3 separate regions of the Homo sapiens genome follow, and regions 1 and 2 are each linked to region 3. A link is an interaction called in ENCODE POLR2A ChIA-PET data of the cell type or tissue named here. Cell type or tissue: MCF 10A. All regions are shown on one strand. Each heading gives the region's core, and the rest is flanking DNA. Links, peaks and the distances in the headings are about the cores only.

The links. Peaks named below come from ENCODE experiments on the same cell type or tissue, not always from the same donor. Only the 100,000 strongest peaks of a DNase experiment are listed, where the experiment ranks them.
Region 1: POLR2A ChIA-PET joins it to region 3 with 9 read pairs; 3 of 35 experiments call an interaction of 5 or more read pairs at or near these places.
Region 2: POLR2A ChIA-PET joins it to region 3 with 5 read pairs; 4 of 35 experiments call an interaction of 5 or more read pairs at or near these places.

Annotation. Positions count from the first base shown.
Region 1 is chr1:220,387,457-220,398,162 of GRCh38, forward strand. No RefSeq gene overlaps it. Among named protein-coding and RNA genes, the nearest start is that of LINC02779, 95 kb to the right of the region's middle. In MCF 10A, for the core only: no CTCF peak of the experiment used is centred there; a DNase peak (open chromatin) is centred at 4,185.
Region 2 is chr1:220,421,591-220,432,296 of GRCh38, forward strand. No RefSeq gene overlaps it. Among named protein-coding and RNA genes, the nearest start is that of LINC02779, 61 kb to the right of the region's middle. In MCF 10A, for the core only: no CTCF peak of the experiment used is centred there; a DNase peak (open chromatin) is centred at 5,661.
Region 3 is chr1:220,295,898-220,306,603 of GRCh38, forward strand. No RefSeq gene overlaps it. Among named protein-coding and RNA genes, the nearest start is that of RAB3GAP2, 29 kb to the left of the region's middle. In MCF 10A, for the core only: no CTCF peak of the experiment used is centred there; a DNase peak (open chromatin) is centred at 4,734.

The DNA of each region.
Region 1 (10,706 bases), core at 3,031-5,530, 91 kb after region 3:
GGTGCTATAATTAATTATAAGAAAACTCCAGCCACAAAAACCAGGTGAATGACTGCTTGGTATGGCAGCAAAATAATTGCAATTAAAAGTCTATTTGCATGACCTAAAAACTAATTAATTCAGTGTGAAACATATGTAAGCAAGAAGTTTTCCAGATTTTTCACCAAAAAGTGTTCAATAACTACCCTCCTTTTGGAATTTCTATGCTATTCTTTGCATATCTCAGTCAGTGCAGTCACTAAATTATTTTCTAATAATCTATTTAGGGGTCTGTATTCTCCACTAAGCTATGCACTCCTTGAAATATGAATTGTATTTTAATTATCTAAAGGGTCTTGCAATGTGTGGCCAGTGATTCTAGTAGGTAATCAATACATTTTTGCTCAGTATTGTTCCACATTGTAGATAGAAGTGACCCAAGGCTGAGGACAATGCTAATAGTGTCTAAACTGCAGAACAATCTGGACTTTATTTTCAAAAAGTCAACCTTTGGCATATCAATTTTAGCAATTAATTAGAGTTGTTCTTTTATACACATTCTGCTAGTAATTATCTTTAACCTAATTTAATATCGACTTTTGAGACATCTTCCTTTCAAGTAGCATATTCCCTAAAGAAAAGTGCTAAAAACATTTTGGGCATTCTGTTATGTTTAATGGCACCTCTGTGAGTTGTGTTAACTTCTGATGTATGTTTGTAATCGCTTGAATAAATTACAGTTATCAAACATGTCAAGAATACCTGACATATAAAGTGCCGCACACTTGTTAATTAGAAAGTAATTAATTACAAAGGATTTAATATCACATTCTTTTTAGTACCAAATGGCCAATGTGTATTCTGGCTGACTCCTTCAGCTCCCCAAATCCCCCATGAGATCACCTCTATGCTGAGTTACCATCATTGTGATAATCCTTCTGAATATAGCGACAAGGGTATTGGTCTCCCTCTCTTCTCTTCATCTGAAGTATAAGATTGACTTTCCACCTAATTTTATATGATACAGCAGGCTGCTACAAATAATGAGAGTTTATTAAAATTTGGGTATAATAAAAAGGAAATAACTACATTGCACAAGGCCAGAGTGTGTGGGGTTCCCACCTCACACCTGCTCTCTGTCTCACATGCAACTAGCATTCATGTGTCCAGGGGAGCTCTCCTTCCACCTCTGGAATTGCTATAGGCATCTCCATGTCTCCAAGCCTGAGTCCCACTCATTCCTGGCTCTAAAACACAAAAGGATTTTTCCCTTCATGCCAAACTAAGACCTTCCTTCTGAGTCTTCATTCCCTGACCCTGGATTGTTCTCTTTTCCCACCATTAAGCAACCTGGATATTTATCTCTTTCGAAGGATCGTTCATCTCCACCCACCAGAGTGTGGTCTAATCCTGTGATCTGTAACAGGACCATCCCATAAATATGTAGCATCGTACTATTTTTTCAAAGCCAGGTTCAGTTCTTAAACAAAAGCAGTTATTTTATACAATTGTTTTAGTTCCTTCTCATTAAATATTCATAAAACCTGGAGATCCAGTCCTACATACTATCAGTTTATCACATGCTAAGTGATCCAGGCAAGATGATTTTCTAGGTACCATGATAGTCACAAAGATGGTCTAGTTAAAATCCTTCAAAATATATGATTGCATGTGAAAAATATTTGTTGATAGCTAACAGTTGATAATTGTTAGGCCAAATTTGATGATCACATACATACACAGATATGGCCATAGAGGAAAGAGAGGTCCATTACAATAGAGGATAGAGGTGGAGGATGTAGATCAGGGAAGACTTCATGGATAAGCTGGTATGTGAATTAAATTTTGAGGTATAGGTAGAATTTCAACAGATGGAATTTGAGAGGAAGCACTTCTGATGGAGGGAGGAAGTTGCAAACACAAAGACTTTGGAGTGAGAAAGAAGTGAGCATGCTTGGGGAGAGCTGAGCTACCCTTGTCATAGCTACAGCCCTTGTCATTAGGCAGAGTGGCTGGAAGTGTAAGGAGGCTGGAATGACCATCACAGAGGGCCTTGAATGTCTGCTAAAGGATATGGATAACTTTTCCACAAAGAGGAGAGAGAAGAAAATGATGAGCAAATCTCTTAGATTACCAAAAGAGGATTGTGTGACCCTGTGGCGTTTTCATTTGTTTCATCTGTTAGATTCATGTTCTCCACATCAATGACAAGTTCAATAGTAAAATGTTGTGTTGGTTAAGGTTACAGCACCTGGCAAATGGATTTCCTGGGGTGAGTGAGCAGAAACATCTGCCAAGCTCCTAGAAAGTGTCATTTAATGAAGTGGATGGTGCCAAGTATTGCATTTAAGGGAAGGGGATGGGAGGAGTGAGTTTAAGTAAGAATTTTCTCTGGGAGTTTTCGCAAGAGTCCCGTTCAAGTACTTTGGAGCGTAGGGAGTCGTGAAAAGGTCATTCCAGATTACTCACGTAAGTTATATTTTTTATTGAATGTGCCAATATAGGCAATGCTGAAACTCTGAAGATGTTATTCTTGTTTTAACATTTGCTTTTCTTTATCCCACCCTACCACTCCCATCAATGACCCAACATAGTGCATATTACAATGGTCTCTGCCCAGCAAGCTGATAGCTTCCTATGAGCAAAGGGAAAGGGGAGAGTTTCCAGGAGAGGAAATTCACTCTTCCCTTCTCTCTGTCCATAGCCTGGCCTCCAAGTAGAGGTATGTGGTGTCTTAGTCAGGTTGTGCTGCTGTCAGAAAATATCACACAACAGAAATTTATTTTTACAATTCTGGAGGTCAGAAAATCCAAGATCAAGGTGCTGGCATTTGGTGTCTGGTGAGCGCCTTCTTGCTGCATTCTTACATGGCAGAAAGGGCAAATATTGTGTCCTCACACAGCCGAAGAGGAGAAGAAAATAAGCCCATTCCCTCAAGCCCTGTAGTAAGAACCCAAATCCCATTCATGAGGGTTCCACCGTCATGATTTAATCACCCCCTAAATGCCCCACCTCTTAATAATATCACATTGATCATTAAGTTTCAACATATGAATTTTGGATGACAAATTCAGACCATAGCATATACAGTTGGTGGGTTGTGGTCTGCTATGGACTGAATGTTTGTATCCCCTTCCCCCTAATTTTATATATTGAAGTGCTAATCCCCATTGTGATGGTCCACTTCTTTGGAAGTGGGGTCTTTGAAAAGCAATTAGGTTTAGATGAGGCCTGGAAGGTGGACGCTCCGTGATGGGATTAGTGCTCTTATAAAAAGAGGAAAAGACACACAATCTCTCTCTCTTTCTCTCTCTCTCTCACTCACTCTCCATATGTACACCAAAAGAAGGCCATGTGAGGATTTAACCAGAAGAAGGCTGTCACCAGTAACTCAACCATGTGCACCTATGCTGGAACTCTGACCTTGGACTTCCAGCCTCCAGAACTGTGAGAAATAAGTGTTTGTTGTTTAAGCCACCAAGCCTATGGTAATTTGTTATCACAGCCCAAATGGAATAAGACATGATCCATTTCTAGATGCAGGCAATAGTCTCAAAGATGTAGTTTGGTTTATAAAAAGTTAGAATTTCCTGCAATTTTGGTTGTTTATGGGGCCACAGTAAAGAGTACTGGAAATTAGGACTGACCTAGAAAGTCTGAGTGGTGCCAAGGATGGAGAAGAGTGGACTGGGCAGACTGGGGAGCAAACTCAGCAACTCAGCAGACACTGGCCGGGAATGCAGACACTAGCTGGCAATACTGGTCCAGAATACTGGCAAAGGCTGGGCCAGAATTCTTTATTTTCTAACTCCTCCTCACAACTCTGTCTTCTATACTTCTTCACTGTGTCAAAGACCACAATAGGGAGTCCAGCAGGGAATGGAGCACCAGCCTCTAACAGCTGCTTGTTTTTTCATGGAATAAAGCTCTCTGTTTGGCCTGGAAGATTTCCTTTTCTTTCTCATGTGTCCTAACATATATCAGTCCCTCATATTGACACTGGACCCAGCTTCTCCTCTCTCCTCCCATTGCAGTGGTGTATGATTTCATTAGAGAGAAAATATTTTCTTTAGCACACCTCTGTCACCCAGCTGCTAGGCTCAGTCCTTTAAGGTGTTTCCCTTCCCCCACGCAGAAAGCTTTTGTTATTTTTAGGTGAGTCCTACCTTAAAGAAAGAGCAAGATGCCAGGTTGTGAGAAATGCTGGAGGCAATTCCTTGAGTCCTCTTTGAAAACATGTTTCTGGGAGGGTGCCAACCCCATTTTGCAGGGATGGCAGGGCTGCAGATGGAACTTGGAAATAAATGATTGCCCTGGGCCAACTCCACAGACAAATGATGAGCTAATTTCTGCTCAGTAAGAGTGTTCTGTATTTGCTGGTCAGAATCTGCCAACAAGTTCGAGTTCATATGCTTAGCACTGTATCCCCCCACTTATGTCTCTTTGGCTCCATTGAATGTTTAAATAGCCCATTTCATTGAGCCTTAGGCAGAACAGTGTGGTGTCATTTATTCATAGCTGAGGTGGTAATCAAGCTAATGAAGGAAGACACAGGAAGGAGACAGAGTCAGCTGAATTTAAGGGTAAAACGTGGTGTGGTTTGGTGTGTTGTGCATATGTGTGTTCAACTCTCCATTATTCACATATTGCTCTTCCTCTTTGTGGATTACTTGAAACACATTTTATCCCTAGTTGACTTTCCATTTAGAAAATGTCTTGCCCATCTCTTCTTGTATGTCTTTTATTTTAACTTAAGGATGATACATTTATATTGTCACCTAGGCAAAACATAATTAGAAAGGGGTATCGGCAACCTCAGAATTACTGTAATGTCTTTTCTTTCTTCCTTCCCTTCCTTCCTTCCTTCCTTCCTTCCTTCTTTCTTTCTTTCTGTCTTTCTTTCTTTCTTTTTCTTTCTTTCTTTCTTTCTTTCCTTTCTTTCTTTCTTTCTTTCTTTCTTTCTTTCTTTCTTTCTTTCTTTCTTTCTCTCTCTCTCTCTTTCTCTTTCTTTCTTTCTTTCTTTCTTTCTTTTTCTTTCTTTCTTTCCTTCTTTCCTTTCTTTCACAAAGTTTCCCTCTATTGCCCAGGCTGGACTGCAGTGGTGTGATTTCAGCTCACTACAACCTCTGCCTCCCAGGTTCAAGTGATTCTGCTGCCTCAGCTGCCAAAGTAGCTGGGATTATAGGCGCGGGCCACCATACCCAGCTAATTTTTGTCATTTTTAATAGAGCTGGGGTTTCACCATGTTGGACAGGCCGATCTCGAACTTCTGACCTCAAGTGATTTGCCTGCCTCAGCCTCCCAAAGTGCTGGGATTACAGGTGTGAGCGACGGCACCTGGCCACTGTAATGTTTTCTAGAACCAAATATGAATGTTTCTGAATTGTTGCCTAACATTTTGAAATGTTCTGTTTCTGTCCATTTCCACGCCAAAGGTAACCAGGGATCTAAAGTACAAATCAGCCTACCATTAGAATAAGAGAGACCAAATTGTATTTCCCAACTTGCATGCTGTTACAATTTCTGTTTTAATTTAATTTCTGAGATATAATTTACATAACATGCAATTCACCTATTTAAAGTATACAATTTAGTGGTTTTTAGTAAGTTCACAGACATGGGCAACCATCACCATAGTCAATTTTAGAACATTTTCTTCACCTCAAAAGGAACCTCTGTATCTTGTAACTATCATTCCTCCGAGTTCCCTAATTCCCAGTCACCTAGCTCTAAACAACTACTATGCTACTCTCTGTCTTTATAGATTTAATGTCCTTGTTCTGGACTTTTCCTATAAATGGAATCATGATATTTGGTCTTTGTGATTAGTTTCTTTCACTTACCATGTTTTCAAGGTTTGTCTATGTTGTTATATTATGTACCAGCACTTTATTCCTTTCTGTAGCTGAATAATATTCCATTGAATAGATATAGCACAATTTGTTTATGTATTTATCAGTTGATACACATTTGGGTTGTTTCCACCTTTTGGCTATTATGAATAATATTGCTGGGAACATTTGCATATAAGGTTTTGGGTGGACATATGCTTGCTGTTACCATTTCTATTGTCAACTGTAACTATTGTCATTCATCCAACCACTCTTTCATTCATTGTCTGCATCAGAAATAATGGACACTGTTGGTGTCTTGCCCAGTGCATACTGATATAAATAAATGATTGAATAAATAAATATGTGTGGGGAGTAGATAAATCAATACGGAAGATTTCCAAATAATATTTATAAATATTCCACATATGTCTACATAGAACCATAACTTCCCAATCCTTAAATGTGGGCTGCACATGGTGACTTCCTTCCAAAGCATACAGTATGGAAAGGAGGAATAAAAGAACTTTACAGTGTAGAAATCTGATAAACACTACCTCAGCCAGGGGATCAAGGTTAACATCAACAGTGATAAATTGTATTGATTGTATGTACCCCGATAGGATGTGATGAAATGATATTTGACATATGTGCTCTTCCTCCTAAAGACATATAACCCCATTCTAATCATGAGAAAAACATCAGAGAAGTTCCAGTTGAGGAACATTCTACAAAATACCTAATGAGTACTTCTCAAAACTGTCAAAGTCATCAAAAACAAGGGTGGTGTGAGAAAATGTCATAGCCAAGAGGAGTCTAAGGAGACGTAACGACTGAATATAATGTGATGTCCTAGGTGGGGTCCTGAAATAGAAAAAGGACATTAGGGAAAAACAAAGAAAAACCCAACAAAATATGAACTTTAGTCAATAATAATGTATCAGTATTGGTTTATCAATTATGACAAATGTACCACTAATCTAAGACACTAATACTGGCAAAACTGGGTGTGGGGTATATGAATCTCTGTATTTTTTTGTAAACTGAAAACTATTCTCAAACAAAAATATTTAAACAATAGATGGAGCCATTATTTTTAAAAAACACAGATTCATTGGTTTCCTAATTTTTATTGTCTTTTGTAGATATTACTTTCTCTTCAGCCAGAGCATTAGTGAATACTGCCTGTGACAGCTTCTCCAAGGTAGAGAAATCAACTTGATGATCCCAAAAGAGAGACAGAAAGTGGCAGTGCTCTGGGATTTAGAAAATCTTACTGTGGTCTCTCATTTCCGATGTGATCAGCAGCTGCTACTTCATCTCTCTAGGTCTCAGTGTTCTCACACAACTGTGAATGTATGGGTTGAAATGGATGAATGACAAGACCTCACCTTGCCTAAAGTTCTAAGCTTCCACTTGCTCTGGCTAAAACTCTTGGAGCTGGAATGCTTAACAGCTCTTTCTGTCACATACCCCACATTTTGCCCATCAGTATATCCTGTGGTCTCAACATCACTGCTACTGCTGGGTCCAAGCAACCATCCTCCCCCCTGGGATTACTCTAATAGTCTCCAGACTCTTTTCCTTGCTTCTCTCCTTACCTGCTCCCAATCACTGATACAGGAACCAGAATGTCTTTTTAAAACAAAAGTCAAGGCAAGGCTGGGCATGGTGGCTCATGCCTGTAATCCCAGCACTTTGGGAGGCCAAGGTTGGCAAATCACTTGAGGTCAGGAGTTTGAGACCAGCCTGGGCAACATGGTGAAACTCTGTCTCTACTAAACATACACAAAAATTAGCTGGGCATGGTGGCACGTGCCTGTAATCCCAGCTACTTGGGAGGCTGAGGCAGGAGAATCACTTGAACCTGGGAGGTGGAGGTTGCATTGAGCTGAGATCACGCCACTGCCCTCCAGAGCCTGGGTGACAGAGGGAGGAGATTCTGTCTCAAATAAAATAAATAAAATAAAATAAAATAAAATAAAATAAAATAAAATAAAATAAAATAAGGTCAAATCGTGACCCTTCTCTGCACAAAACACTCTAATGACTTCCCATCTCATTCATTGGAAGGGCTAGCCATTTTTCAGTGGCATCTGAAGTCCTACATAATCTGGACGTCTATGTCCTACTCTGTCCTCTTCAGTTACTCTTTCCACACTGGCCCCCATGAATAACATGAAGTATACTCCTGCCTCAGGGCCTCTGAATTGCTATTCCCCTTGTATGAGATGCTCTTTCCCTGGTAAGCCATGTAGTTTGCTCTCTTACCTCTTCCAGTCACTCAGCTAGAGAGGCTGTTCCTGGACCATTCTCTATAAGACAGCAACCTCCTCCCCATTGCACCTCCAGCAATACCTCTCCCCTCCCCCTCCCCTGCTTTATTTTTATCTACAGCATTTATCATCATCTGATGACTCATATATATTTGTTTGCTTATTTTCAGTCTTTTTTACTTGAGAATACAAGCACCCTGAGGTACAGGGACTTTATTATGTTCACTGCTGTATCTCCAGTGCCTAAAACTGTACCTGGCTCATAGTAGTGACTTAATAAACAAGAGTTGAGTAAAACAGTAAGTGACTGAATGCTGAGTGGATAAGCGAAAAAAATGCTTCCAGCAATCAGCTACTTGTCTTCAATTATATTGCCAATGCTTTAGTACAGGTGGAGCTGGGAAGGCTCCTTCCTTTCTGTTTTCTGCTGTGCCACATCCTTTCTCTGTGACCGTGGGTATGGATTGGCTTCCTTGCCTTAGCAAGGATAAGGCAAAGGAGAGAAATAACAGTGTTTAAAAATGAATCAGTTCCAATTTGGAAATGTTAATATTGCCACCTGCCTCACATACTACATTTAGCTTATGTGTTTTCAGGTTTTCTCCCTTGATAGACTACAAGCAACTCACAGAAAAGGGCTGTGTTATTGGACTCTGTATCCCCAGTCCCTCAAATAGTGCCTTGCACGTAGTAGCTTCTTCAGTCACTATATGTTGGGTCTATTTTAATCAATAAAAGAGAAGTACCAAGGACTTCCACTGGCAGGTTGCTGAAAGTTCTTTTCTCTTTCTTTTTGGTTTTAAATAGAGAGCAAAGAAGTTTGTCTGTGAGGACATGCCAACGGTGCAAATATGACTGCAGGGAGCCGGCGAACACCAACAGCCCCTTTGTAGAATGGAGACATGAAGACAACTCCACCAGGGTTTAAGTTCCAGCTCTCTCACTAGTTGTGGAATCTTGGGAAATATGCGTAAATTTCCTTATCTCCTAATAATCTTATTGGTAAATATTATAGGATCCTCAAATCTTACAGTAGGAAATGGTTCAGCTGAGATTCAAATTGAGGCAGGTGATGCTGCCTCCAGAGTCCACACTCTTAAAGATACTGTGCCCTACCGAAAAATAAGTTCTAAAGGTTGAGTGTTAATTTTTAAAAATGAGGTATCAAAAAATGAGGTATCACTTGAGTCTAAACTCACATACTCAGGGCAAGAAAATTTCAGAAGACAAAATATCAGAAGCATAGGATGTTATTTAGAAACTGCCGTGGAATTGTGATGAGGCTTATATAAATCAGCACACCTAGAGCTCATACAACAGGGACCATGGCACAGGAAGCACTTTCCAAACTGTGGCCAGCATCATCACTGTTTTTTATTTAGTTTAATTAATTTATTTATTTGTTTTCATAGATTTAGGGGCCATAAATGCAGTCTTGTTATATTGGTATATTGCACAGTGATGAAATCTGGGCTTTTAATATAAGTGTCACACAAATAGTGTACCTTGTACCTGTTGGGTGATTTCTCATCCCTCACCCCTCTCCCACCCTCCCACTTTTCTGAGTCTCTAATGTCTATTATTCCACTTTCTCTGTCCATGTGTACTTATTATTTAGCTCCCACATATGAGTGACAGCATGCTGTATTCGATTTTTTGTTTCTGAGTTATCGCACTTAAGATAATGGCCTCCAGTTCCATCCATGTTGCTGCAAAAGACATGATTTCTTTCCTTTTTATGATTCATTCTTTTTTATGGCAGAGTAGTATTTCATGGTGTGTGTGTGTATCATATCTTCTTTTTTTCTGTTTCAACCATTTTAAAATGTATTTATTAAATAGAACATGAAAGAAATACAGACAAAAATTTAATGAAATATGAAACAAAACAAAAAAAAAGTATATTAAAAATAAAATAGTTGGTCTGATAATGAGAGTAAAATGTAAAACCATGTTTTTCAGATCAGACCCAAAACAGAAATTCATTATGTCTGAGAAATAAATTTCGAGCAGAAGCCATGAAAGGCTTTAGAATTATTTGATAATACTAATAACAAAGAGGAGTGTGTCATCTGAACACGTTGCAAAAACCTTGAAAATCTTGCTGATTTTAGATAAAATACTAGCATTAAGTTAACATGAAACACACACTACACCACTAGAAATGGGACATTTTTGACAAACTGGTTAATGAAACTCATGAGTAAATGAAAACTTTTTTTAAATCTTGAAATTCCTTATAATCTTATAATTTATGCATTTTATAACAAATAACGGATATTTTTCATAAAATAGTTTATATTTCTCTTTTTTTTTTTGAGATGGAGTCTCACTCTGTTGCCCAGGCTGGAGTGCAGTGGCACAATCTTGGCTCACTGCAACCTCCACTTCTCAGGTTCAAGCGATTCTCCTGCCTTAGCCTCCTAAGTAGCTGGGACTACAGGCACGTGCCACCACGCCTGGCTAATTTTTTTTTTTTTTTTTGTATTTTTAATAGAGACCGGGTTTCATCGTGTTAGCCAGGATGGTATATTTCTTTTTTATAATTTCAACTTTTATTTTAGATTCAGGGGGTACATGTGCAGGTTTGTTACATGGGTATATTGCATGTTGCTAAGGT
Region 2 (10,706 bases), core at 4,630-7,129, 130 kb after region 3:
AGTACATTTAAAATATGATTTGATTTACAACATGTGACTGAACACAATCTTTGGGGAATGCATTCTTTGCATAAATTGTGGCAAATGTACAAAGATGATGTTTAAATGATAATAAAATCTTTGGCTGACTAGCAGTTAGCCACATGTACCTTTGGTTTACAAGAAGCTAAACATCCCTAATGGTTTCCAAAATGTATTTCTAAAAGAAAAAACAATGTTCCTCCAAACAGTCCCTTGGCCCGTCATCCTGGGTGTCCATAATTTGGCCCAAATCTTACCTTTCAAACCTTATTTCTCATTCCTCTCCACCAGTTTTCTATTTCTGTTTCTTGCAAGCGAAATGGCTGAGCATTTCAAGGTGCACAAGACATTTACAAAGACCAAGGAGTCAAGGACTGAACCTAAGGATTCTCTGCGGTTCTGAGGCTGTGGGATTGGAGGAACTGCAGAAATTGAGGGCCCCCATGAGAGGCCATTTCTTCTTATCTCTCTGTCTCTGTCTCTGTATCACACAGACACACAGACACACACACACACACACACACACACACACACACACACACACCAGCAGAGATCCCTATACATTTGTAGAACATATCAGTACCACTGGGTACTGGTAGTAAGGGAAGAACCCCACCTAATCTGATGCTGGGGAACTAGAACAGATGTCATATGCAGGTCCTACTTTAAAAGATGTATTAACCAAGCAGATCTCAGGGGTCATTGGCTTGGGTCTTGTGTTAGGGTGGCAGCAACACGGTTTCTGTCTACCTCAGTGGTTGAAGCCTGCCCAGTCTTCTGTTTAGGATCCCCTTTGTTTGCTGATCTTTGTTTGCTGATCTGCATGGTGCCCACACTACCTTTCAAGCTATCTTGAAGATCGTAGCTTGAATTCTATGTTTGACCATGACACAAGCTCATTCTACCTGTCCAACCACACCTTTGTCCTGGGGCAGCGCATCTCCACTGAAATAAACTCTGCCTTACTGACTGAATTCCCATGTTCCTGTTCAAAATCCCAATATCCAGCCATCCTTCTTGAAACAACCACCTCTACCCTGGATTACAACATCTAGCATGATACTCTTCATAGAAGGGAGTCAGGGAATACTGAGGTAAATAAAGTGGCCAATAATTATTTGAGTGAAGAAACAAAACAAAAAAGTATTGTGAAAAATTATCTATGGCCAGGCACGGCAGCTCATGCCTGTAATTCCAGCACTTTGGGAAGCTGAGGTGGGAGGATTGCTTGAGCCTAGGAGTTTGAGACCAGCCTGGACAACATAGTGAGACCCCATATCTACAAAAAAATTTTTTTAGTTAGTTGGGCATGGTGATGCACACCTGTAGTCCCAGCTACTTGGGAGGCTGGGATGGGAGGATTGCTTAAGCTCAAGTGTTTGGGGCTACAGTGAGCTATGACTGCACCACTGCACACCAGCCTGGGCGACAGAGTGAGACCCTGTCTCAAAGAAAACAAAAAACCTATTTGATAAGTGAATTTTTATATTTTAATTCAAATATGTTAAAGCCACACAGACCGGTGGTCTGGGCTGCATCTGTGTTCCGTGTTCCTACCTCCCGGAAGCATGTTGAAGAGATGAAGAGACTTTAGGCCTCTGCTGACTCCTCCTTTGCCTCCCTGGCAAAGTCAATGGGTGTGAGATTAGGGTCAGGAGCTTTGGGTGTGGGTTTAACACTCAGTGGAAGCTTTGTGACCTGGGTCAAGTTAAATTCTGTGAATCTCAATTGCTTCATTTGCTCATAACATGATTTTGAGGATAAAAGGAGATAATTATGTGAATTGGCTTTGGACATTGTCACTTTCTGCATTTTTTTTTTCTGCTGGTAATTCATAAGCACAAAGAGCTGAAGCTATGGACACCTGAGGGGTCAAGGGGTGTAAGTTCTTATGTCAGGCAAGACTAAAATCTAAACTGTTCAAGATGATGGCCCTCTGTATCCATGTGTTCTGCATCCCTGGATTCAACCTACTGTGGCTGGAAAAAAAATAATGGGTGGTTACATCTGTACTGACCATGTACAGGCTTTTTTCTTGTCATTATTCCCTAAACAATATAGTAAAACAACTATTCACATAGCATTTACGTTGTATTAGGTCTTATAAGTAATCTAGGGATGATTTAAAATATACAGGAGGATGTGTGTAGGTTATGTGCAAATAATACACCATTTTTTATCAGGGACTTGAGCATTATGGATTTTGGTATATGCAGGATTCCTGGAACCAATCAATCCCCCATGGATACCAAGGGACAACTGTATTTGAAAGTTTCCATAAGTGGAAAATTCACAAATATCTTTGGTAATGTGTTCAGAGGTTTAGTTACTTGAATTTTGGAAAGGCTTTACCTGTAACATAGTTTGTGCTGCCTTTAGGTCCTATAGCATCTATCAGAAAACTACCAATTAACTCCTAATGTAAAGAAGGCTCTCCCTTTTTGGTCCAAAAGGGTGTGTCTCTAGCTATCCCTTTGGAAGAGCCAGGGCAGTCCTGCGGTAAGGGGGAAGGTGCAGTGCCAGATGACAGGCTATGGATGGTCACTTCTTGCTGCCCCATGGTCCACCATAGGGATTGTACCCATGGAACAGTCACAGGGAACACCTGACTTTCCCTGGGGTAACCCCACACTGGACCTCAATAAGATGCAAGACCTTTTTAATGAAGGTCTTTAAATGGTCATTCCAAAGTTGCATAGAGTGGGAAAGAGGATGGAGGAAGAATTGGCATTTCCCCCAGGTTATTTCTATGGCCTCTCTGGATCACACAAGGTGCCAGGTCTCATCTGCCTAGGCCTACTTTACCTTCATGTTTCCCAGGCAATTTGAGGGTACCTTGCAGATTTCTCTTGTTCCTGAAATCTCTATTTACCTCCTACTTCTAAAGGTCCTTGCCCTTTCACTCCTCCCCACCTGCCTTCAGGATGCCTTCCTTATGGAAAATAAATTCCAGGTCTTCTCTCAGGTATTGTACATTTCACGATCTTTATCACTGAATGTTAATGGTGGTATGGTGGGGCACCATCCCTATGTCTGCCTGTCCCTTATGATCTGACCCATGAATGGAGAGGTGGGAACTAGTGGACTTCTTCTCCAGACTGGCTAGTTTCCTTGAATGTATTGCAAATCAAACACTACCATGAAGATCAATTTCTTTCCCAACTTCCCTCCTTTTAGTCTGCAGGGGAAGTTGTTATTCCTCCTATTGTTGTAGCTTTGACTCTCTTTCTTGTGAAATACTTCTGTCAGCTTTATTATGTTGAGGGAGAGCTGATGGCTCCCTCTCTGCCCTAAGTTATTTCACAAACCATCTTAAATAAACTTAACACTGAAGAGCACCATGTCTAATTACTTCTTAAACCCTCAGAGGAGTCAAAAAACTAAAAATAGAGCTATCATATGATCCAGCAATCCCACTACTGGGAATATACCGAAAAGAAAGGAAATCAGTGTATTGGCGAGATACCTGCACTCCTGTGTTTGTTGCAGCACTGATCACAATAACCAAAATTTGAAAACAACCTAAGTGTCCATCAACAGATGAATGGATAGAGAAAATGTGATATATGTACAAATGGAGCTCTATTCAGCCACAAAAAAGAATGAGATCCTGTCATTTACAACAGCATGGGTGGAACTGGAGATCATTATGTTAAATGAAATAAGCCAGGCACAGAAAGACAAACCTCACATGTTCTCACTTATTTGTGGCATCTAAAAATCACAACAATTGAACTCATGGATCTAGAAAGTAGAAGGATGGTTACCAGAAGCTGTGAAGCATAGTGGGGGTGTTGGGGGGTGGGAAAGGTCAATGGGTACCAAAAAATAGAAAGAATGAATAAGACCTAGTATTTGATAGCACAACAGGGTGATTATAGTCAATACTAATTTAATTGTACATTTAAAAGTAACTAAAAGAGTATACCTGGATTGTTTGTAGCACAAAGGATAAATGCTTGAGGAGATGAATACCCCTTTCTCCATGATGTGATAATTACACATTGCATGCCTATATCAAAAATCTCATGTACCCCATAAATGTAAACACCTAGTATATACCCCCCAAAATTAAAAATAAATAAGGGTGAAATAAAATTTTTTTCAGACAAACAAAAACATCCTCAGAGGTGGATTTGGTGGGTTGTAAGAACAATCTCCATTGGCCCCACCATAGTTATCATTATCATGTGGCTATGTGTCAAATATAATAATGATCATTATTATTTTATTCTAATAGCTGTCACTTTTGATTGCTTACTATGTGCCAGGCAGTGACCTAGGAGCTCTACTTGTATTATGTGTTAAATAAAAAGTAGAGAAGGCCATTGTTTTGGACTAAGCTCCTGCACTAGCCCTTAACATGAACCAGACTAAAAGTGAAAATTGAGTCACTCATGCTAAAGTTTCATGTCATCAAACCTAAACTAAGTTGTTATCTGATCTTGGGAGAAATCAGGAAAGAGATAACAGCCAGTTTCTCAAACAGGCCAGTTTCCACCTTCAGTCAGCTTAAGGAAGTTCTTTCTGTTTTAACCTGAAGTAACCTAATGTTAACCAGCCAGTCATCATCTTTTTGTTGTCCTGTCGCTCTGTGCCCACCTTACATGGAAAGTCACTTTGAAATGACCAATCCACTTTTAGTTCTTTGTTTCTGCTTTCTTCAGTCCTTCTGTGTCTGTAAGCCAACCTCTTTGTTCAGCTCATTGGAACACTTTCTATTTTATGGAATGAGGTGTCACCTGATGCTAGAATTGCAAATAAAGCCAGTTGAGATCTTTCAACTAAATTTGTTGTAATTTTATCTTTTGCCATATGCTACTATAATTCATGATAACCCTGTATGGTAAATACTATTGTTACCACCACTTCACAGAGCAGAGCACTGGAGCACAAGGACTAAGGGGTTGTGTCCATGGTCATGGCCAACAAGAGGTTGAACCTGTGTTCAAACCCACGTCTGATTAACTCCAGTGGTTTATCTGTGACTCTGACTATAGCTGACATTTCCTAAGGATGGTTGATTGATTTTCAAAAGAACTTTTAGATCCTTGATATTGAAAATACAAGGTGTAGTTATGTGCTCTGGTTAGTGTTTGAGCAACTATAGCGGTATATCTGGTTTATCTGTTACTCTGACTATAGTTGGCATTTCCTAAGGATGGTCAATTGACTGATTTTCAAAAGAACTTTTAGATCCTTGATATTGAAAATACAAGGTGTAGTTATGTGCTGTGGTTAGTGTTTGAGCAACCACAGCTGTTTACAATAAAGAGACATGGGCACCGTCAGTTGAAATTTACCCTAACTAAAATGGTGTTATTTTAAAAGCCTCCCTTTCTGACTTGCTAAGTGAATTTAATGTTCCAAATGGGTGCCAAATTGGCAGCCTGCAGGATACATTCCACTATTTATGCAAGAAATGGACACAGTGGCCTTGTGCTTCCACCCTATCCTTGAAGGACCTCCTTTGCAGAACACAAGGTTAATGCGCCCTTCAAGTCTTATTCCATCTTGGCCCCCATGAGCTCTACTGACGTAAGTGTTGGGCCAACAGTTGTAATTGTAGTAGGAGTTTTTGGGCTGTGATTCACCAAATCTGCTTGTATATCAAATGTACCTGGGGACTTTAAAGGTATACAGATTTCTGGGCAATCTACCAAACTTTCTGAGTCAGAACCTGGCCAGGAATCTGTACTTTCCAAATGCCACCCCAGGTTTGAGAACCACTGCCTTGGGGAAAGTACTATCCTCTGTGGACTATTCCCTGCTTTTATCCTGCACTGTCATTAGCCATCTGCTAGCTTATTTACCCTTCCATCTTCACGCATGTACTATGAAGCCAGTGTCTTACTAGTGTCAGAAAAGCTGGAGGAAATGTCAGGCTTTATCGACTGAAGTCAGTATTTACTTGAGAAACCTTTTGGCACATCTGTGTTACTAGCAAATGTCTTTCCAAACTGCTGAAACAACTAAACCTTAACCAGCGGGCTATATTTAATTATAGACTCGACTTCTAAGATGCATTCACATTTTTCTTAACATATTATCCTCATTACCTCTCAGTGTGTTCTATTGTTTATTTCTTAGGAATTGTTTCCAGAGACTAGAAGGCAAAGAAAATGAAGCATGGCTAGAAACAGGTTGGAAAAAAAAATCCCAGTCCCTTTGATAGAGACTCAAATAATAACTTATTGGCAGTCATTTAAAAGAAATATTATTACAGTAGGATAACCTTGCAGTAATTGCTGTAGAATTGTCAATTGTCAGTGTTGCAAATCTGTGGAGATTACAGGCAAGAAGGAAAATGGAAAACAAGTGGCTCAAATTCTTCTTCAGGTATGCTGGGGAGAAGAAAAGGGAGGATATATATAGAAAATGTGCCCACGATCTTGATTTTGGAGGCTCTTAATATCATCTTCTTCCTTATTGCCACAAATTTTTACCAATTGTGTATAATCTATTTGTGAAAGAGTTCCCTAGTTATATTCTGTAGGTTTTTACACTAGCTAGAGCCAAAAATCCGGAAAAATACACTCTACAGAGCAATCAAGTATTTTCTTATAAGGACTTTTAATGTTAGAGAAAGATTTGATGAATAGGAAATTGCATCAACAGACCTGAGTTCTACAATATGCCTCTGTGTTTCCCAGTCTCTCAGAAGTATTACCCTGACATCATTGCTTTATTTGGAGTTTTAAAGAAATGAAATTGTTTTCTTCCCATACAGAAATTTTATTCAGAACGCCAGTATACAGGACAGATATGAGCTATGCTTTTCAGGTGGAAATTGGGGGGCAGAGCACCTGCCATGCAGCCTCCTCCATCTGGGCACCTACTGGAAATTTTGAAACTCCACGAAACAAGATGACTTTGAGTTAAGAGATGACCACTGGGCCCACAGGGCTCTCTCCTGACTGCCAGAGCCCCTGCTCTCCTGCTCTTTTTTCCCTGCCTCAGGTCACCTTGGGGCTGTCCTCCATGAAGGGCCTTAATAAGGTGCTCCTTTATGAGTATGTACTCTGTCATGGCTATCATCCATATGGGGGACCTCCCATGCCAGGCTGTTGATTTCTCAGGATGGCATCCCCTGCCCTCCCTCCCACCTCATTCATCCAGGGCTCTGATCACATATTCTGAGTCCAATTCTGATTATGCAAGGGAACTACCTCCCCTTGCAAGGGGTTTCTTTTTCTTTTTAGTGTGGAGTGCAATACCTAAGAATGCATACAGATTTGGGGGGCTAAATCTTATAACATTGGAGAGGGGATCAATCTTTAAGAAAAATGGTACAAGTGGACAAATAAAAATGGCTAGGGTCCCTCTCAGAAACTTGAAAGCAGCCAAAGCAAGTGACAGGCCCTGAAGCTCAAGTTTGATTCGCTTCACAATAATCTGCTTTTTATAATGCTGTCGTGTCTTTCCAGATCAACTCTACCAACTCCTGTTTTGGCACCTAGTCCCACCTTTGCTCCTGGGATCATGAATGAAAGAGATTCATCTAATTCCTGAAGAGACGGCTCCTCTTCCTATAAAAGCTCACCTGTGGACACAGTCTGCAGAAAAAGAAAACAAAAGATTCAAAATGTACCATGGGTTACATAGATATAAATCTAATTGGATAAGTCCCAGTGTTGATGATGAGGAAACTGCAGAAAACGGATTCTATCCACAGACTATAAACAGTGGAGTGTTGGTCTTCTAAGTTTAAGACCCAAGTAAGGCCTTCTTTAAGCTTTCGATCCCATTAACTTAAAGTTAATCAGATCCTGTCTATTAATAATGTATTGCCATACAATGAAAGTGGAAATTTTGGAGAGGCAGAATAACAATGGCAGTCAGCAATCTTGTGGGGAAGAGAGTGGGGAAGGTTGTCCTCTCAGGATGGGGTGATTTTTGTCAACTAGGAAATTGAAGATGTCGCTGGGTTTTAATTGATCCCAGATGGAGAGAGAATTGTCAATTTATTTAAGATTTTCCAGATATTAATGACTATACATGGCAGAGATCTGGATACATACATCAATTTATTCTTCATATAATAATGTCTTTTATTTAATATTTGCTTAGTAAAGTTTCCTGTTGAAAAGAAAATGCTTTGAAGATGTATTGCAAATGATAATTTTAATAAATTAATCAAGAATGTTTTTAAAAAGAAAGTAGTATGAGGTTCAAAGTCTAAAATAAAGATTTTTGAGGAGGAGTTATAAAATAAAACAACAAAACAACAGCAACTTCTCAGAGATTGTTGGAGGATACCAAGTTGTATTAAGAATTGAAATTAGTAATTATGATGACAAAAAGGTCAGAAAAAACACTGCAGGGGTGTGTGTGAGTGTGTGTGTGTGTGTGTGTGTGTGAGAGAGAGAGAGAGACAGAGAGAGAAACCCTCACCTAGTAATGACCTAAAGGATTTCCTGAAAAACAATGGCATGTTTATATAGGTTAATAGGTGAGGTTCTGGGTCACAGCCTTTTAGACACTGAGGTAGTTAAGGCATGGTCCTCAGTGATTACAGCCAAAAAGGTAGAGAAGTGAACCACAGTGGACTGGTTGAGTGTGGTTATTGGGAAGGACTTGTCCCTGGGATTGGATTGTGCATTGGTCAATAGAAGGCAGGTTCTTCTCCTGGCCTGGGTGGGAGTTGCTTATTTCACATTCCTCAGGCATTCCACTATGAGGCAGGAATGTACATGGTTAGAACAGAGCTCTGAGGGAGCCAACAGCCAGGCTTGACCCAGGCCCTAGCATTTTAGGTAAGTGACTTTGGGCAAGTCTTGGATTCCTTAGCTGTAAAATAAAGTCAAGAACAGTTACTATTTAATTGGATTGTTATAAAGGGTAGTTAAGATACTATATGTAAAGCATTTAGCATAGGGAGTAGGACTTAGTAAGTACTCAGAAAATATTAAATTTTATTATTACAGTGTTATTTTTGGGTGAATGAGGTAGACTCATTCATATCCTATATTATTTAATAGATTTTTTTAAACAAAGGAATGGTTACAAATTTTTAAGTGTAATAATAGTGCTGCAGTGAACATGGGAGTGCTAATATCCCTTCGAGATCCTGCTTTCAGTTCTCTTGGATAAATACCCAGTAGTGGCTGGATAACATGGTAGTCTTATGTTTAATTTTTTGAGGAAGTGCCATACTGTTTTCTCTATTGAGCACTATCATCAGAGACGGTCTGCCCCCTGGCTAGCCTGAGACTCATGAACAGGAAAACCAGAGTGGAACTAGATGATCACAGACCTCTCCAGACTCTGAGCTTCTAGGGTTCTCAAGTCCTGTTTTTCAACTGGTGAAAATAAAAGAAAATCAAGCAGGTGCCTGGGAATCAGCCTGGCCAAGGAAGTATTTCTGTGGATTCTATTGAAAGAAGCCATGGACCCCAAAACTCATATCACATAAAGTTCTGGCCCTAAGTTTCCTCCACTCTCAGCCAAAGACTTTGGGAAATAGATCCTTTAATAGGAAGGGGAGGACATGTGCTCCTAGCATCCCAAGTTGGAAACTTTGATGTATTTTTCCACAGATATGGTTATATGTGGTGGCTAGAGTCTAATAATAGTAACAATTTATATTTCTGGAATATAAGAATATACATTATTAACACATGTTCTGTCTTTTTGTCTTTTTCTTTTTCTTTTTTTTTTTTTTTTGAGACAGAGTCTTGCTCTGTTGCCCAGGCTAGGATGCAGTGGCACAATCTCTCAGCTCACTGCAACCTCCATCTCCTGGGTTCAAGCAATTGTCCTGCCTCAGCCTCCTGAGTAGCTGGGATTACAGGTGCCCACCACCACGCCCAGATAATTTTTTATTTTTATTTTTGGTAAACATAGGGTTTCACCATGTTGGCCAGGCTGGTCTCAAACTCCTGACCTCAAGTGATCTGCCTGCCTTGGCCTCTCAAAGTGCTAGGATTACAGGCGTGAGCCACTGTGCCCAGCCTATTAATTCATTTTCACAAGAATCTTGTGAAGTAAATACTTGTATCAGTTAGAGATACTTGTATTAAGTCAGAGAGGCAGGACCACTAGGAGCCATAAAGAATAAGGAATTTTTATGGGGATTTAGCCTTTTGCAATTGTAGGATCTGGTTAAACAATGTATGTGTGACTGTTTTTTGTTTGTTTTTGTTTTGTTTTGCTTTGTTTGCATCTGGTGCTGGGTCCTGAAGTGAGTAGGGCAAGGGTTAGGGAACTGCAGCTGTCAGCCTCTATGATGGCCCCAGTGATTTCTGCTTCCTGGTATTTACACCCTTGTGTAGTCCCCTCTCATATGGTGCCAGTAGCAATCTGAGTGACTGACAGATACAGCAGAAGTGATGGCATGTCACTTCTGAGATTGGGTTATAAGATAAATTGTGACTTCTGTTTTGGTCACTCTCTTTTGCTCTCTCTCTCTCTCTCTCTCTCGGATCACTCATTCTGGAAGAAGCCACCTGACTCGTTGTAGTAATGCTGTGGAGAGACCCACGTGACAAGGAACCGAAATCTCTGGCCAACAGCCAGCGAGGAACACAAGCCAGCTAGCAAACACTGGGGGAGCTTGGAAGTGGGTTCTCCGGGCCCAAGTAAGTCCGCAGCCCTGTCCAAGAATTTGACCAAGACCTCATGAGAGACCTTGAGCCATAATCACCCACTAGGCCTCTCTCAGATTTCTGGCCCTAAGAAACCAT
Region 3 (10,706 bases), core at 3,257-5,756:
CTGGAATAAGACCCCCAGGAAGTCTGTAACATCCTCTTATTCTCAGTGCTATTATTTATAATCAATGCCTAGGACACAATAGATGCTCAGTAAACATTTCCAGAATAAATGAGTTTTGATCAATAGCATTTTTGAGGCTAGTCTCCCTCTTTTTCTCATCCTCTACTGTACACAGTGATTTACATCCTTTCCAAACTGGTGTTTTTTTGTTTTGTTTTGTTGTTGTTTTTTTTTTTTCCCTACTGTCACTTTCCAATTCCTACCACCTACTGGTTGAACCCATGATGTCTTGGGGACTAGATGTCAGGGTGGCTACACATTTCCATTTTGGAGAGCAGTTTCCTATTTTTAGCACTTCTCCAGGGCTTGGACTGATAAGGCAGTGGAGTCCTTCTGCCCTCAGAACTTTGCCTTTTAACTTCGTTCCTTGGGAATGTGCCTGTCAGGCTCTGTGGAGAAGTTATTCCTCCTTTTGATGAGAAATTGAGACTACCTGAGCTCCTTCCCTGCTTTAAATGAACCACTAGAGGGGGCAGTGACCTGCTCTGCTGCTGCGCCTGAATTGCACCTGTAGGATATTAGGGTTAGATGGATCTTAATGACTTCCTGGGCCACCTTCTCCCATTTTCTAAACAAGTCCCTAAGGCTACAGACTTGGTCAGTGACAAAACTAGGCCTAGACCCCAGATCTTGTGCTTTCTCCTCCAGCATACTGCCTGCCTCCTGCCCTGCAGTCCTTGGAGGACTCTTGCAGGGTCTGGTCTACGGATATGGATCAAATTTTTTTTTTTTTTGAGACTGAGTCTTGCTCTATTGCCCAGGCTGGAGTGCAGTGGCATGATCTCAGCTCACTGCAGCCTCTGCTTCCCAGGTTCAGGTGATTCTCATGCCTCAGCCTCACAAGTAACTGTGATTACAAGGATCTGCCACCATGCCCGGCTAATTTTTGTATTTTTAGTAAAGACAGGGTTTCACCATGTTGGCCAGGCTGGTCTCCAACTCCTGACCTCAAGTGATCCGCCAGCCTCGACCTCCTAAAGTGCTGGGATTACAGGCATGAGCCACCACACCCAGCCAGCTATGGATCAATTTTGACAAGTCTGATTAACTCACCAAGAATTCCTTGGACCACCAATGCAATTATCCACATTGATTTATGAATGGTCCATAGCCACACATATGTGTGTGGGCTAAAGGGAGGAATAGCAAGAGGTAATGGAAATTATGCTCAATTCCACCACTTGTGGAAAACAAGATGTAATGGACGTTGCTAGCTATTGTCTTTTTGTCATCCAAGCAAGCTTTCTCATCACCCTTTATTCTGGTAACTGCCTTCCCTCCTCCTCACTCCCTTTGCAGAGGCAGGGGCCAGTTTCAGGTCTGGCTAATCACAGCTCTCCATTCCTTCCCACTTAGTAATGGTTCAGGGGAAGGTAAAAACTCAAGCTGACTTTATTAAAGTCCTTCCCTGAGATTTCTGAGTTTAAAAACAAGAGAAGCAGTGGTGTTTTCTCGGGGTCATGGTACCATAAGGATATGAAGTTAGAAGACTGTGACTATCTTTGTAACCAAACAAAGAAGACCTGCTATAGGAGCAGATCAGAGAGTTAAGCAGAGACTCAGAGAGAAAAGCTGGATGTAGAATTGAATCATGATCCCAATTCTTCAGCCCTGGAGCCAACATCTTTTTTCAGGTTCTTCAAGTTACCCTACTTTATTATGCCTGGCTACATGGGCCTATCAATTCCTTTCTTTTGTTTAAAGATAGTTGGAATTAGATTTTTATCATTCACAATGAAGAATTTTGATGAGAAATTCTAGAGGCCAAACATACCAAAAAATACCCCCTGTTTTAGGTTAACAGTTTGTCTGTAGTCACTGTGGGTGTAGGGTAATATCGCCTTTCCTCTGACCCTAAACTAAGGATGGATAAGCCTGAAGTCAGTCTTTCAGTATAAACCTCATGGGTGACTAGTGATCAGCTTTTTGTATTTCCTCACTATTGTCTGTCTTGGTCAGCTCAACCAGGAAGGACAAGTTGCTACTGAGGCCAAGAGCACAGGTCAGGTGGCTTAGTTAGTTCTTTGCTGTCTACAACACAAGACTTATTCCTCAAATATCCAGCTGTTTTGCAACCTGTACCTTTGAGTGATGTGAGCTAGTGTGGCATGTCTACACTGACTCTGGAAGGCAGCATGGGGTGACAGAAAGAGCACCAGACTGAGCCTCGGGAGAGAGGGGTCCAGTCCCAACCCCATTCTTCTCTTATTGGAAGACCCCCAGCTGAGACATTTGACTTCTCTGGGCCTTAGTTTATCAGGTTACAAAAAAAGTGATACTTGGACAACATGATCCTAAGATACCTTCTGGCTCTAAAATTACATTATTATCAAAGAACAGCTCAAATGCATCCCCTATGAATGGCATTGACCTCTCTGTTCTTATATCAAAAATATATCACAATTTAACTCACTGTTTTTTCATTAGTCCTTAGGGCAAGCCATGTGCAGTATCATTAAGTATCTTTCAAATACAAATCTCTGCTTCTGGCACAAAGGAACCCCTGCCCTCCTTAGCAAATTATTTGTTACCCTTAGGCCTATTTCAGCTATGCCAGGGAAAGCGAATCTCTTCTTCTGAAATATTCATTACTGTGAAGCAGCGATTCTGTACTTCAGGGCCTAGAAGGGGAGAGATTTCTTTGCATTCTCACCTCTGCCGCCCAGACTCCCTTTGACACATCCACCTCCCAGACTGCAGAGCGGAGGGTTGCTAGGAGACCAGGGTGGCAGACAGGCAGGATCCAGAGGGGCTCAGCTAGTTGGGAAAGCTGCAAGGGTGAACACAACAGTTGAGTGAAAAAGGAAACAAATACTTCCTGGACTCTTGATCTAGTTTTAAAAGACTAAGGTAAATACACATGGGGGTGGGCTGGGGATGGAAAGGGAGGAAGTTTCGGGGAAGAGCATATAGATGAGAGGTGGGGATGCAACATGAAGTGCTACAGGAGGTGAGCACTGCAGGAGGCTGTGTAGATGGCAGACACCAAAGGCTTATTGCTCAGAGGAGATAAAAACAAAAGTCATTTTGATTGACGACAGTCCCGGTGAACCTGAATGAGATTAATAGTCATCTGCTTTCCTCAGGGCTACCACGATGGCTGGGTGCCTGCAGGACTGCTAAGATCCACTGACTGTCTGATGCCCTCTCTCCTGGGCCTGAGCTTGTCTCCAGGAAGCACTGATGCAAGTGCAGATGCATTTGAGTTGCTCCGAATAGCAAGGGGGTGATCCAGTAGAGCTCAGTGTTACTGCGTGGGGAGCAATGGTCAACTGGACCCTGATGGGACACCCCTAGGACACAAGGTTAAGACCACTCTAAAGCAAAGGGCACTCTACTTAGTCATGCTGTTAGCAAGGCCACGAGGTTGCTTGACGCAGTGTCTGGGCACATGGTAAGAGCTCAAGAAATGGTTGTTTTTTAAATTGTTGTTTTTATAAGGGTCCTTACCGATGGGTATTGAATATTCCTCTACTCCCTTCACCGCTAAGATTTTGCTTGTATAATTATTTTGAAGTGATATGAATTACAAATATCTTTTTCTTTTTTTTTTTTGACAGGGTCTTGTGCTGTCACTCAAGCTGGAATGCAGTGGTGCAATCAAGGCTCACTGCCGCCTCAATCTCCCAGCCTCAAGCAATCCTCCCACCTCAGCCTCCCGAGTAGCTGGGACTACAGGCACACGCCACCATGTCCAGCTAATTTTTAAATTTTTAGTAGAGATGAGGTCTTGCTATGTTGCCCAGGATCGTCTTGAACTCCTGGCCTCAAGCGATCCTCCTGCCTTGGCTTCCCAAAGTGCTGGGCTTATAGGTGTGAGCCACCATGCTCAGCCATAAATGCCTTGTCTTTTTTTTTTTTTTTTTTTTTTTTCCTGACAGTCTTGCTCTGTCGCCCAGGTGGAGTGCAGTGGCACAATTTCAGCTCACTGCCACCTCTGCCTCTCAGGTTCAAGAGATTCTCATGCCTCAGCTTTCTGAGTAGCTGGGATTACCTGTGTGCACCACCACACCCAGCTAATTTTTTTGTATTTTTAGTGGAGACAGGGTTTCACCATGTTGGCCAGGCTGGTCTTGAACTCCTGGCCTCAAGTAATCTGCCCACCTCAGCCTCCCAAAGTGCTGGGATTACAGGCGTGAGCCACTGTGCCCAGCCTGCCTTGTCTTCTTTTAATGGCCCTCTATGGGTTTCATGTCCCATTCATATACCTATGAGAATTACACACTCAGGGTCAGTTTCCTTCAGCCAATCAGCAGGCACCATTCACAGGTACATTTGCCCACATAATGCGAACCTGACATGCCCAAATATCTAACTCAATAAAATTTGAACTACGTGTTACCATGTCTTGCCAGGAAAAAAAATCATCATCTTTATTTTATTTCTGATTTTTAATTATGAAATGTTTTATTCATGTTTAATGTGGCACGTGGCCTGCCCCAGAAGTCATTGCATTTTTTGGGGTACAGCATGATCCTCAGGTGAGTCTATTGCTGTTCTGTACAAAGCAGCCTCTGCTTGAGGTTATGGCTTACTGCTCATAGCAGCAGCAACAACAGCAGCAACAGCAGCAGCACAATAACAGCAAGCTCTGTGTTAAAAGGAATCACATCTTAGAATGATGTAATGTTTCCGGGCGTGCGATGGTTGGGTCACATGAGGTCTGACATCATCTGGAGCAAGGAGCTTCCAGGAATGCTGCCACTAGCAACTTTACCGGGCAGACACTGGAGCACAGCTCTTTCAGGAGACAGAAAAGAAAACAAAGCAGAGGAAAACCAAAGCTACGTGCCAGCTTCAAAAATCTGAGCAGTCAAATCACAAGGGGAGAGAAAGAGAACTGTAATACTTACTCCAGAGACTCTAAACCTTCACTTTTCAGCACTCAGACAAATTTGTAATTGAAAGGAACTTGGGAGGCTTTATCTGGTTCAAACTTCTGCCTCTAAGGAAGAGTCTATCTAAAACTTCAAAGCATATAAAAACCTCTAGGAGAATGATGATGCATAACCTCCTTTGGTAAGTGGCTTCAATGTCACTATCTTTAGGGCAGTGGACTGGCTCTAAAGACTCAGCCGGCCTAGCCCCATGTCTGGAAGGGGTGGCCACAGGGGAGGGTTTGGCCTCCAGCAGAAATTCAAATGCATTCTTGTGAGACGAGAGATGGAATCTTGGGGAGAAAAATGTAAAGGTCAGTAAATAAAGCTTCTATAGCCTCTTGGATGGACTAAATATGTTTTTTAAATTCAAAGATTTTCCTTTATTAATTATGATGATATTTTTAATTGTAAAATTTCAAATTTGTCAAAAAACTGCAAGAAAATGAAAGGAAATACTAATATATATCCTTCACCTAGACTCACCAATTAACATTTTTCCATATTTGCTTTATTTTTCTCTCGTTAGTGTGCATGCATGCATGCATACACACACATACACATACATACATAAATGTCTTTAGGTAATATTGCCTAAACAGACACACACACACACCTTTAGGTAATATTACATATACATTACATAAAAGGAAAAATAAAGCAACCTGCCTATCAATCAATTTTCTGAAACATTGTGATAAAATGTACACATTTTTTACAATCAAGGTCACTTCCTCCTCTCCTTTTCAATCCTCTCACCCGTGTTGAGAATCTCTTCTTTAGAATCAAGAAGTTTGTTCTTGTATTTGGCTTTCTCACACTTAAAGATAAGCTATATAATTTTACCCTCTCAGTATAAAAAAGAAGACAGCTGTCACTACCATAAACATACTGTCTGCCTCTTGATTTTCACCAAAGAAGAAAGGCAGGTGCTGAGCATGTAAAATGGCTTCTCTGGAGTCCTGGCCAAACAGGACAATGGCCAGGATTCAAATACTTTCAGTTTCCATCCATTTTTACCAACCACAGATGAGTAGAGGTTGTTCTGTGACACTGAGTGTTTTTGTTCTGTCTCATATTCAGCAAAGGTTCCTTAAGGAACTTCATGGGCAGAGTACTCAGCTGTTCAACTCTGAATCCTTCAGTCACTACTCTGCCATCTGACTCCTTCGACGTGTGAAGCTTTTCATATAAAAAGATAAGCTGTAAAAAGACCTTTCTGCTGAACCCTTTCTTAAACCCTCACCTTGCCTTCCCATTTCTGCATACTGTGTCTTCAAACACTCAACATACTCCAAATATATATGCATGTGTGCATCACCACTAAAGTTAACAACTCAAACCAACAGTGGCCTATTGAGCATCTACTATGTTTCAGGGTTAGGTCCTGGAGATCTCTGGCATGACTCCTGCTCCCCTGGAGTTTAAAATCTAGCAGAGAAAACAGATATTAAATATTTGCACTTGCGATGCCTGCTATATTGAGAGAAGCAGGCCAGGCATGGTGGCTCTCACCTGTAATCCTAGCACTTTGGGAGGCTGAAGTGGGCAGATCACTTGAGCCCAGGAGTTTGATACCAGCCTGGGCAACACAGCGAGAGCCCATCTCTACACAAAATTTAAAAATTAGCTGGGCATGGTGGTGAGTGCCTGTAGTCCCAGCTATTCAGGAGGCTGAGGTGGGAGGATCACTTGAGCCCGGGGGGTTGAGGCTGCAGTGATTTGCGATTGACCAACTACAGCACAGGTTCTTACGGGACTCAACTGCTGAGAGACTTAAACCTAGTCTATCTAGATCAAAGAAGGTTTCCCTGGAAAAGAGATGTTTGGGTTGAGATCTGAAGACAGAATGGGAGTAAACCAAGAAGGATGAGTTGGGGATGGGAGTTGGAGTGAGGATTTGAGAGGGAAGAATATTTCTGTCAGAGGAAACAGCTTCTATATAACCCTGGGGGCAAGAGAGAGCAAGGCACTGCCAGGACAAGAGCAATCTGGTAGGTGAAGTTGTCTATGGTCAATTGCCTACGTGGAACATAGTGGTTTACTACTCAGTTCAGGCATGAGGCAGGTGCATGTGCAGGAGATCAGTGCCTAGCTCCCTCTTCTAAGAGAAGGAGGTTTTTAGCAGACCCCTGTCACTGGTGCAAGCACTGCCTCTAGATAGTGATGGATCTTTAGTGCCAACAGCTTGGCAGGGCAGAAGCAAATATCTGAAAGAGTGGTGCTTTCTACCATGTGACTGGTGAGGAACCAACGCTTAGACAGGGTAACTTGCTAATGGACACACCACTTATAGGAAGCACCTGGGACCTGAATACTAGTTAGTTTAGGCCCAGCATTCCCGTGCTGAGAGACTATCAAGTGCTAGATTCTCAACACCTGAGAAAGGCAAGACTTGAATCCGTAAGAGTGTGAGGAGTATACTAACAACCTTCAGAACCACAGAAGTGCAGACTCAGGCTCTGCAGCTATTAGAAAAGAAGCCCAGCTGCTGTTTCTGTCCACAGCATGTATTAGAGTATAAATAAATAAACTTTTCTTTGGAACATTGGTTTTCATTGTCTGTTGGTGCTTTCTGGGTCCAGCAAATTGTTTCACTAAGCTAAGTGTCAGAATTACAATAGAAAATACCACTATGTATATATTCTGGCACAATCTTCTCTCCGTTCCTAAGTTGGGAACCACTTTATTTGAAGCTAATGTTAAAAGCCTCTGGGTAGCCAGTGAAGGAAGGAATTTAAGCCTGCCTTGGATTATTCCAATGACAAGTATACTTTTTGACCCATGCCTCACTTTATAGTGAGAACTCAATATGCTGTAAGTGTTTATATCACCTACCCTCAGTTAAAACCTCTCACTTTTTCCTATCCTGATCACTAAATACTGGGGGTGAGGAGTTTTAGAATTGATAACACTACAAAAATTGTCCCTTTAAAAGTGTTGAATTAAATTTTATTATATATGCATTGAAAATATAAAGTCAAAAGTGAAAAATTCAGTTAATCAGACTTTTAGTTCCAATTATAATGAAGTAACTGGTATGGATTTACTTTCCTACAGCTAGTGACTATAAAACTGCACAAAATATATGAAGCGATTTTTCTGTTACTAAACATCAAACACTGCGACATTAAGCTTCTTGAGAAAAGGGGAAAATGCACAGTAACCTCCACATTCACCCTGGATGTCTGCTTGGGAATCATTTCCAAAATATGCCATAAGGAAAGGGAGCCAGAGAGTGATGAAAACAGAAATTGGAATTCAGGGATGAAATAGCTGAAATATGTATGACAAGGTACTGGGAGGGAGAAAGCTGCACGGAGAGGGAGACCTAGAATTCTGCAAGGGAGTCCTCTTCAATCTTTGGTCAAATACTAAGCTGCACATGTAGATAGGAAGACTCCATGAAATCGACTGGAGATCCTGGAGGATACACAGTGCTGGGGAAGCATTTAAATTCTAACCAATCAGAGTGAAGAGACCATTCTATATACTCTGAATATTTAGATGAGATCACAGAAAGGTTACACTTTAAGGGAAGGGCTAAATTAGTCCTCGAGTAAAGGTAACTCTTCACCTGGCCTAATACATAGTGAAACTAAGCTTCAGCAGGATTAAACTAAATCACCAGTTAACTATCTGCAAGAGCAATACTTAACAGTCTTAAAAGAAGACAGTAAAATCCGTTGTGTTATCTATAATGTCCAACTTGCAATAAAAGAAATTATTAATATGTAAAGAGATTAGAAAACAGGAACCATAATAGGGAGAAATGACATTCAGTAGAAGCAAACCCAGATATGGCACAGGTGTTGGAGTTAGCAAAGACTGTAAAATAACTTACAAATATGTTCAAGGGTATAACAGAAAATAAATAAAAAATGAATGATCAGATGGGAAATGTAAATACAGAAATGGAAACTATTTAAAAGAAGCAAGTGGAAGTTCTAAAAAAAAACATGAAATAAAAAATTTATTGACTGAGGTTAACATTAATTTGACCACTGCAGAAGGGAAAAAAATCAATAAACTTTAAAACACATCAATAGGAGCTAGCAAAACAGAAGCACAGAGAAAAAAAAATGACTGCAGAAAAAAAAGAACCAACTTCAGTGACCTTTGGGAAAATATTGAGTGGTCTAACATATTTGTAATTAGAGTCCAAGGCAAAGGAGAGACAGAAAAATGTGTTTGAAGACATTTTGACTAAAAAAAATTGAAATTTGATGGAAAATGTCAACCTAGAGATCCAACAGGCTCAACTTACCTCAATCAGGATAAACACAAAGAAAACCATACCATGCCCATCATAATAAAATTGCTAAATCAAAGATAATCTTGAAAGCAATTGGAGAGGAAGAAAAGATGTATTAAATACAGGACAACAATAATAAATATGGCTGCTGAACTTCTCATCAGAACTAATGCAAGACAGAAGACAACTGAATGACATCAATTGTACTGATGGGAGAAAAGTACTGAGAGAAAAAATAAACTATTAGCCTAGAAAGAAAATATGCTTTAGAAATGAAGGTAATAAAGATATTTTAAGGCTGAGAGTGGTGGCTCAGACCTGTAATCCCAGCACTTTGGGAGGCTGAGGCAGGAGGATTGCTTCAGCCCAGTAGTTCTAGACCAGCCTGGGTAACAAAGAAAGACCTGTCTCAAAAAAAAAAAAAAAAAAAAAAAAAAAAAAAAAAACAAAGAAAAAGAAAAAGAAAAGAAATAAGAAAAAGAAGATATTTAAAAAAAAAAAAAAGCTGACAGAATATGATACCACCAAACTTGTACTACAAGAAATGTTACAGTAAGTTCTTCAGGATGAAGGAAAATGACATAAACTCAAACCTAAATGAAGAACACTGTAAATAGTAAATATGTGAGTAATTATTAAAAAATACTTTTTTCTTGTTCCTTGAGGCCAGGAGCTGTGGCTCATGCCTGTAATCCCAGCACTTTGGGAGGCCGAGGTGGGCGGAACATTTGAGGTCAGGAGTTTGAGACCAGCCAACATGGTGAAACCCTATCTCTATTAACAAAAATATAAAATTAGCCAGGCATGGTGGTACACACCTGTAGTCCCAGCTACTCTAACATTGAGGGGGAAAATTGTTTGAACCCAGGAGGCAGAGGTTGCAGTGAGCTGAGATTGCACCACTGCACTCCAGCCTGGGCAACAGAGAGAGATTCTGTCTCAAAATAATAATAATAATAATAATAATAATAATAATAATACTTTTTCTTGTTCCTTGATATTCTAAAAGACAATAGACTGTTCAAAGTGAATATAATAATAATGTATTGTGAGTTTTATAACATATGTAGAACTAAAATTTTTGACAAAATCAACACAAGGAACACGGAAGTAGGGTTAAGTGACAGCCTTGTGTTGTTAGCTTTTTACATTACATGTGAACTGTAAAATGTTAATTCAAGGTAGAACAAAAAACAAACAAGAAGTATAACTAAAAAGGCAATAGATACAATTAAATATTTTATTAAATATATTGTATTAATATAGTGTATTAAAATGCTGTATGCTTTAATATTGTATTAAAGTATTAACTAATTCAAAAGATATCAGGAAAGGAGGTGTAAAAAGATCAAAGAACACATAGGATGAATAAGAAACAAACAGCAAGACTTAAATCCAACCATATCAATAATTACAATAAATGTAAATGAACTAAACCCATCAAGAGGCAAAGATTGTCAGATTGGATAAAAAGCAAGATCACATTGTATTTGTTTGCAAGAGATGTACATGAA